Regions from separate parts of the Homo sapiens genome. Here region 1 is linked to region 2. The links are chromatin contacts, found by Hi-C or POLR2A ChIA-PET in ENCODE. All regions are on one chromosome and are shown on one strand. Each heading gives the region's core, a stretch centred on a gene start or an enhancer-like site at or near the end of the contact. The rest is flanking DNA. Distances are from core to core; before and after follow the strand shown.

Region 1 (2,700 bases), core at 41-2,540, 110 kb after region 2:
TCGAACTCCTGACCTCAGGTGATCCACCGCCTCGGCCTCCCAAAGTGCTGGGATTAAAGGCGTGAGCCACCGCACCTGGCCGAATTCTTCACCTTTGATACTTGAAGGCAGATCTCCGCCTCTCAAATTTTTATTCTCCTGCTCTCACAGTCCTCGTTAACCCCTCCCTTAAGACTCTCCCACTCCCAAACTCCAAAACTTCAAAGTCTCACTTGGGCACGAAGGGTCCATACTTGAATGCAACACTCCAAGAAGGTAAGGTTCACCTGCCAAGGAGACCTGTCCACCCTCCACTCTGGTGTCCCTGGCAAACCCAAAGCAGCCTCCTTCTGCAATGTGTGTATACAGGTGGATTCCTAGAGTGTACAGGGACCTGTGTCAGGGGAACACAGAGGCAAACAAGATCTCCCAGCTCTCCTGGCTGGCTGTGAGCAGTTCTGAAGCAGAGAGGGAAACAAAAGGCTGGGCAGTCGGAAGAAACTGAGGAAGGCTGCCAGGAGTAGTACTGCAGGCAGCAGGGCTAGTTCCCAAGTCTTGAGCTGAGGGGTGAAGGGTGGGAGAGGTGGTCATGAGGATTATGAACTGACACGTTCAATCACTTACCACAGCGCCTGGCAGTTAGGGGTTCCGTAAGTGTTGGTTATTGCTGGGGGTAAAGGATTGGGGGAGGAGAAGAGAAATTATGAATGAGAAAGGGGAGGAGATGGGATGTGGGGGCTGGAGGGAGCTGAGAATGAGTTGACTGGACAGTAGCGGGCAGAGAGAAGGGGCATGAGGAGCCCCGGTGGTGAGAGACTGCGGGGAACGGGAGTTGGGGGTCTGGGGTGGGGGCACGGTAGGGGCGCCGCTCGTACCTCCGGCATCGGTCAGCACCTCCACGCGGCCGCTGAACATGGCTTTGAGCATGGTGTCCTGTCCCGTGAGGGTGCGCAGCGTGGTGTAGTGCAACGAGCCGCCCACGTTCAGCTTCACGTATTTGCTGTTCGGGGTCAGCGGCTTGAGACCGTAGGCGGCGGGGCCAGGCTCGAGACCCGAGGGCTTGGGGGCTTCCAGGGACGGGGCCGCGGCGGCAGCCGGGCCCGAGGCCTCCGCCGACATGCCGGGTAGCAGCGGCGGACGGCGATCCCAGGATCTCTCCGCGCCCTGCGGCCTGCTCCCGAAGACCCTCGGCCGGCCCCCAGCCCTTGGGCCAGACCGCTCGGCGCACACGCCCACTCACCGCAGCTACTCTGCAAGACCGGCCCTCCGCCCCATCTCGCTCGCACCACCCGGAAGCCGGCGCCGGGCAGCTGCGCAGGCGCGGCCCCGCCCCTGAATGGGGGCGGGGCTGCGAGTATGGAGCATGCGCAGTGGCCTCGCTGGGGGATCCCGTAGAGGTTTGGCGTGTGGCCTGCGGGTTCCCCGGGCGGGTCGACGTGCGCTCCTCTCTGGTCTCGAGTCACCAGGACCAGATCGAGGATGCGGCCGACCCCCTGCCCGATGTGGAAAGCGAAGTCTCCACCTCGTGATTGGGTCTCTGCTGTCAGAGAGCTTCACGAGCTTGAGGGGAAACAGACAGAGAGGTCTGGGCATTGGGCAGTTTCCCGCCTCCCAGCCCCGCGCACTGAACAGACTGTGACCAGAACTGCGAACAAAGCGCGGAGGGAAGCTCTTAAAGGAGGCCAAAGCGGCCGGGCGCTGTGGCTCACACCTGTAACCCCAGCCTGTAAGCCTAGCTACTCGGGAGGCCGAGGCAGAAGGAGCGCTTGAAGCCAGGAGTTGGAAGCTGCAGTAATCCGTGATCGGACCGTTGCACTCTAGCCTGGGCAACATAACGTCCTTTGAAAAAAAAAAAAAAAACAGAGGCCAAAACGGGTAGCAGTGGTGCCCGGGCACCAAGGATGGAAGGCCTCTCTGAGGAGGTGATGCCGAGCTGAAGCTGGGAAGCGGATGTGAGGGAAGAGTTCCAGGCAGAGGGAAGGCAAATGCAGAGATCCTCAGGCAGGAACACTGAACTGTTCTCCGTATTTGAGGAGCAGAGGGCGTGTCAGTGGTGGCCGCAGCAGCTGAGCAAAGGTCTTAGAATCCCAGCTAATGTCGTGGGACCTAGCACCCAATCCCAAAAGAAAGAAGAATAGATAGGAACCCACTGTTGACAAGAAGGTGCACTGAGAAGTGTTTTTATCTGACCCGATCTGCATCCAGTTTAGAAGCCGATACATCAGGGATTTAACAATCTGTCTTAATGTCTAGCAAGGGGGGTTGCTGGAGGGAAAACACAGAGTCAGAGTTCTATCTTCAGCCCTGCCAGCAGGTCCCTGGGAGATGCTAGACGAGTGACTTTTCTCTGGGCGTGGTTGGTGTAAGGGATGCACACGCAGGAGGAAGGTCGGAGTGTAAATGTGTGACCTGGGCCTGTTACTGGGTATAAATGGGCCTGTAGTGACCGGGAGCTCATGTTCTACCAAAGGGGTTGCCAATTTTCTGATTTCGAGTGTGGCGGTGTAAAAGAGAAAAGCAACTGCTGCCAGCTGGGAGCTGGTTTGCACCCTCACTCCAGAAGCCTTGATGTTGCTAGGAGCTGACCTGGCACCAACAGCACGGCCATGGTGGTGTCCTGTTGAGCAAAATAATTTCACAAAAAACATCAGACAAGGTCACTCTCTGACTGATCTAGAAAAAGACCATTCCATAATAAAGCCTCAATACAGAAACAAGAAC
Region 2 (2,700 bases), core at 29-2,528:
ATCCCCTCCGGCCTCTTGGCCCCCTATCCCTGCACTTCTGGAAACCTCCCTGCACTCTGGAAACCTCCCTGAACACCTCCCCAACTCTGCGCTCTCAGCCTCCCTGCATCTCTCCTGGCCTCCCTGCACTTCTTCCAGCCCCCCAAATTCTCTGGACCTCCACCCTGGCCGCCTCCTCCCAACTTTCATTGTCTTGGCATCTCTCAACCCTCAGTCCTCTCTTCCTTCCCTTCTTTATCATCTCCCCTTTCCTCTCCACGTCCCGCCCCCTTCCTCTTCCTGCCTCCTCATCTCCCTTAAGCATCCTCTTCTCCAACCTCCCGTCACCGTTTACTCTGCAAAATTGACAGCACTTAGACGAGGCTTGGGGGCAGGGAGCAGTGTTGGGAGAGGGCTCCCCAACCCCAGGCTCGGACTGTTCTCTGCTGGGACCACCCAGGGTCGGACACCCAAGGGTGCCTGGCAGGTCGCAGAGTTGGCAAGCCGGGCCTCGTATGGGGACTCGGGTGAGGGTGGCGAGTACTGGTTCCGAACGCACGCAGGGGAGAAGGGAGGGACGCGGCGCTGACCCTTCCAGGTCAGCTGGAGTTGACCCGCCCACCTGGGCTTTTCAACCCCAGTCCGCGAGTTTCTTTCTTGAAGGTGTGGGGGCTAGATTCATTCACGTGCTTCGTAATGAAATAATCCAAAAAATAGGACCAAAGCGCCCACTGGCAGGAGCGAGGGCGGGGCGCCGCGCTCTATAATTATTTTCTAAGATGATGGGGGAGGTTTGTTGCACGCGACAGCCCGCTGAGGAGGCGGGGACCGAGCTACAACGCGGTTCGGATTTGGCGGGGGTTTTTTTCCTTAAAAAAAAAAAAAAAAAAAAAAAAAAAGTCTGGGGGAAGAAAAAAACTAAAATTCTTAAAAAAAAAAAAAAAAGGCTATTATCAAACTGATTTCTCCCTTTTTGTATGCCGGATGCTGCATGAGTCTGAAACACCAATAAACGGAGACTGCATGAGACTCGCCTCCAATCTCGGTTGGTTCCTGCGTTCGTCCCGCCGGCCCGGCGGTGCTGCCTTTCTGGCAGAACCTTACTGGGTGGTATACGCATGCGACTTCCCGGTGGCCATCTTTACTGTGGGCTGAAGCCTGTGCGCTTACTCGCGCATGTGCAAGCCTTCCCTCGCTTTCCTCTTCCAAGTAGCCTTGCCTAGAGCGGAGCCTCCCGCGCCATTTCTGTGCGCCTGCGTAGCGTGACCCTGCGCAGCCTGGGAGGCGGGTCTTAGCTCCAGGTGCGTACGGCATCTGACTTGACGTGGCCCACAACTGAAAGGTCTGGGGAGAAGGCGCCGTGTCCGGGTGTGGAGAGGGGCGTCGTGGAAGCGAGAAGAGTGGCCCGTCCCTCTCCTCCCCCTTTCCCTCTTTCGGAAAGTGGTTTCTGCGGGGCCCGGGAGCCTCGGAGTACCGAACCTCGATCTCCGGGGCGGGGTCCTTGGTGGGGACTGAGCGCCCCCTCCCGGGGACGGGCGGTCTGGCCGCGGAGTCCCCTGCGGGAGCGTGATTGGCTGGAAACGGTCCCGAACCCCCAGGGGAGCCCGATCCCTGGGGGACCCTGGCTTCGGACTCCAGTATCTGTCGTCGCAGGGTCCCTGCCCTAGTGGCCTATGTCCCTTGCTCGGGGCCATGGAGACACTGCGGCCAGTACGGCGGCGCCTCTGTCTGAAGAAGGGGAAGTGACCTCCGGCCTCCAGGCTCTGGCCGTGGAGGATACCGGAGGCCCCTCTGCCTCGGCCGGTAAGGCCGAGGACGAGGGGGAAGGAGGCCGAGAGGAGACCGAGCGTGAGGGGTCCGGGGGCGAGGAGGCGCAGGGAGAAGTCCCCAGCGCTGGGGGAGAAGAGCCTGCCGAGGAGGACTCCGAGGACTGGTGCGTGCCCTGCAGCGACGAGGAGGTGGAGCTGCCTGCGGATGGGCAGCCCTGGATGCCCCCGCCCTCCGAAATCCAGCGGCTCTATGAACTGCTGGCTGCCCACGGTACTCTGGAGCTGCAAGCCGAGATCCTGCCCCGCCGGCCTCCCACGCCGGAGGCCCAGAGCGAAGAGGAGAGATCCGATGAGGAGCCGGAGGCCAAAGAAGAGGAAGAGGAAAAGTAAAGGCACACCCTTACACCTTGTCCCGGGGCTGCTCCCCTGATGGCGGGAGGAAATAGGGAGGGGAAAATGTGGGACGCTGGAACCTTTGAAAGTGGAGGGAGGGAAGCCAGCGGGGGAGGAGGAACGGGCAGGGGAGAAGCACACGTGTGGGTGGGAGGGAGGACCGCCCTCACCCTTAACTATGTTCACCTGTCCCAGACCACACATGCCCACGGAATTTGATTTTGATGATGAGCCAGTGACACCAAAGGACTCCCTGATTGACCGGAGACGCACCCCAGGTACAAACGAAGAGGAAACAGTTGGGGGAGGTGAAGGGCCTCGGCTCAGTTACCCAAGATCGGCTCCCCTAGAGGCCTTTGCTTGCTGCCTCAGCTCCCACACAACTTACAGCTGCAGGAGAGAGTATTCACCCAGTAGCACCATCTTTATGACTTAGATTACTACCTTGTCTTCCTTTTTTTTTTTTTTTTTTTTTTGAGATGGAGTCTTGCCCTTGTCCCCCAGGCTGGAGTGCAATGGCACGATCTCAACTCACTGCAACCTCCGCCTCCTGGGTTCA

What was found. Hi-C counts contacts between places; a loop is a spot of excess contacts on that map. ChIA-PET counts read pairs that join two places held with the same protein, here RNA polymerase II (POLR2A). Pooled maps may share reads with other maps.
Region 1: a map of thyroid gland shows a loop between it and region 2 (2.4-fold over the local background). The contact joins the promoter of KCTD13 here to the promoter of PAGR1 in region 2. A Hi-C loop is called at or near these places in 8 of 168 maps with a recorded cell type or tissue (B cell, ascending aorta, endothelial cell of umbilical vein and 5 more), 11 of 37 single-sample maps with no recorded cell type and 15 of 50 pooled maps. POLR2A ChIA-PET finds 5 or more read pairs at or near these places in 34 of 52 experiments (A673, AG04450, B cell and 27 more).

The regions. Positions count from the first base shown.
Region 1 is chr16:29,924,936-29,927,635 of GRCh38, forward strand. KCTD13 (potassium channel tetramerization domain containing 13) reads right to left here and starts at 1,291. Exons shown (of 6, transcript NM_178863.5): 1 at 855-1,291. The coding sequence starts at 1,098. KCTD13-DT (KCTD13 divergent transcript) reads left to right here and starts at 1,288. Exons shown (of 3, transcript XR_001752362.2): 1 at 1,288-2,700. RefSeq lists a silencer at 957-1,196.
Region 2 is chr16:29,814,874-29,817,573 of GRCh38, forward strand. PAGR1 (PAXIP1 associated glutamate rich protein 1) reads left to right here and starts at 1,279. Exons shown (of 3, transcript NM_024516.4): 1 at 1,279-2,134; 2 at 2,337-2,419. The coding sequence starts at 1,653. PRRT2 (proline rich transmembrane protein 2) reads left to right here. Exons shown (of 4, transcript NM_145239.3): 4 at 1-1,008. The region is part of intron 2 of MVP-DT (MVP divergent transcript); the gene reads right to left. RefSeq lists enhancers at 1-618, 511-730, 981-1,230 and a silencer at 1,421-1,590.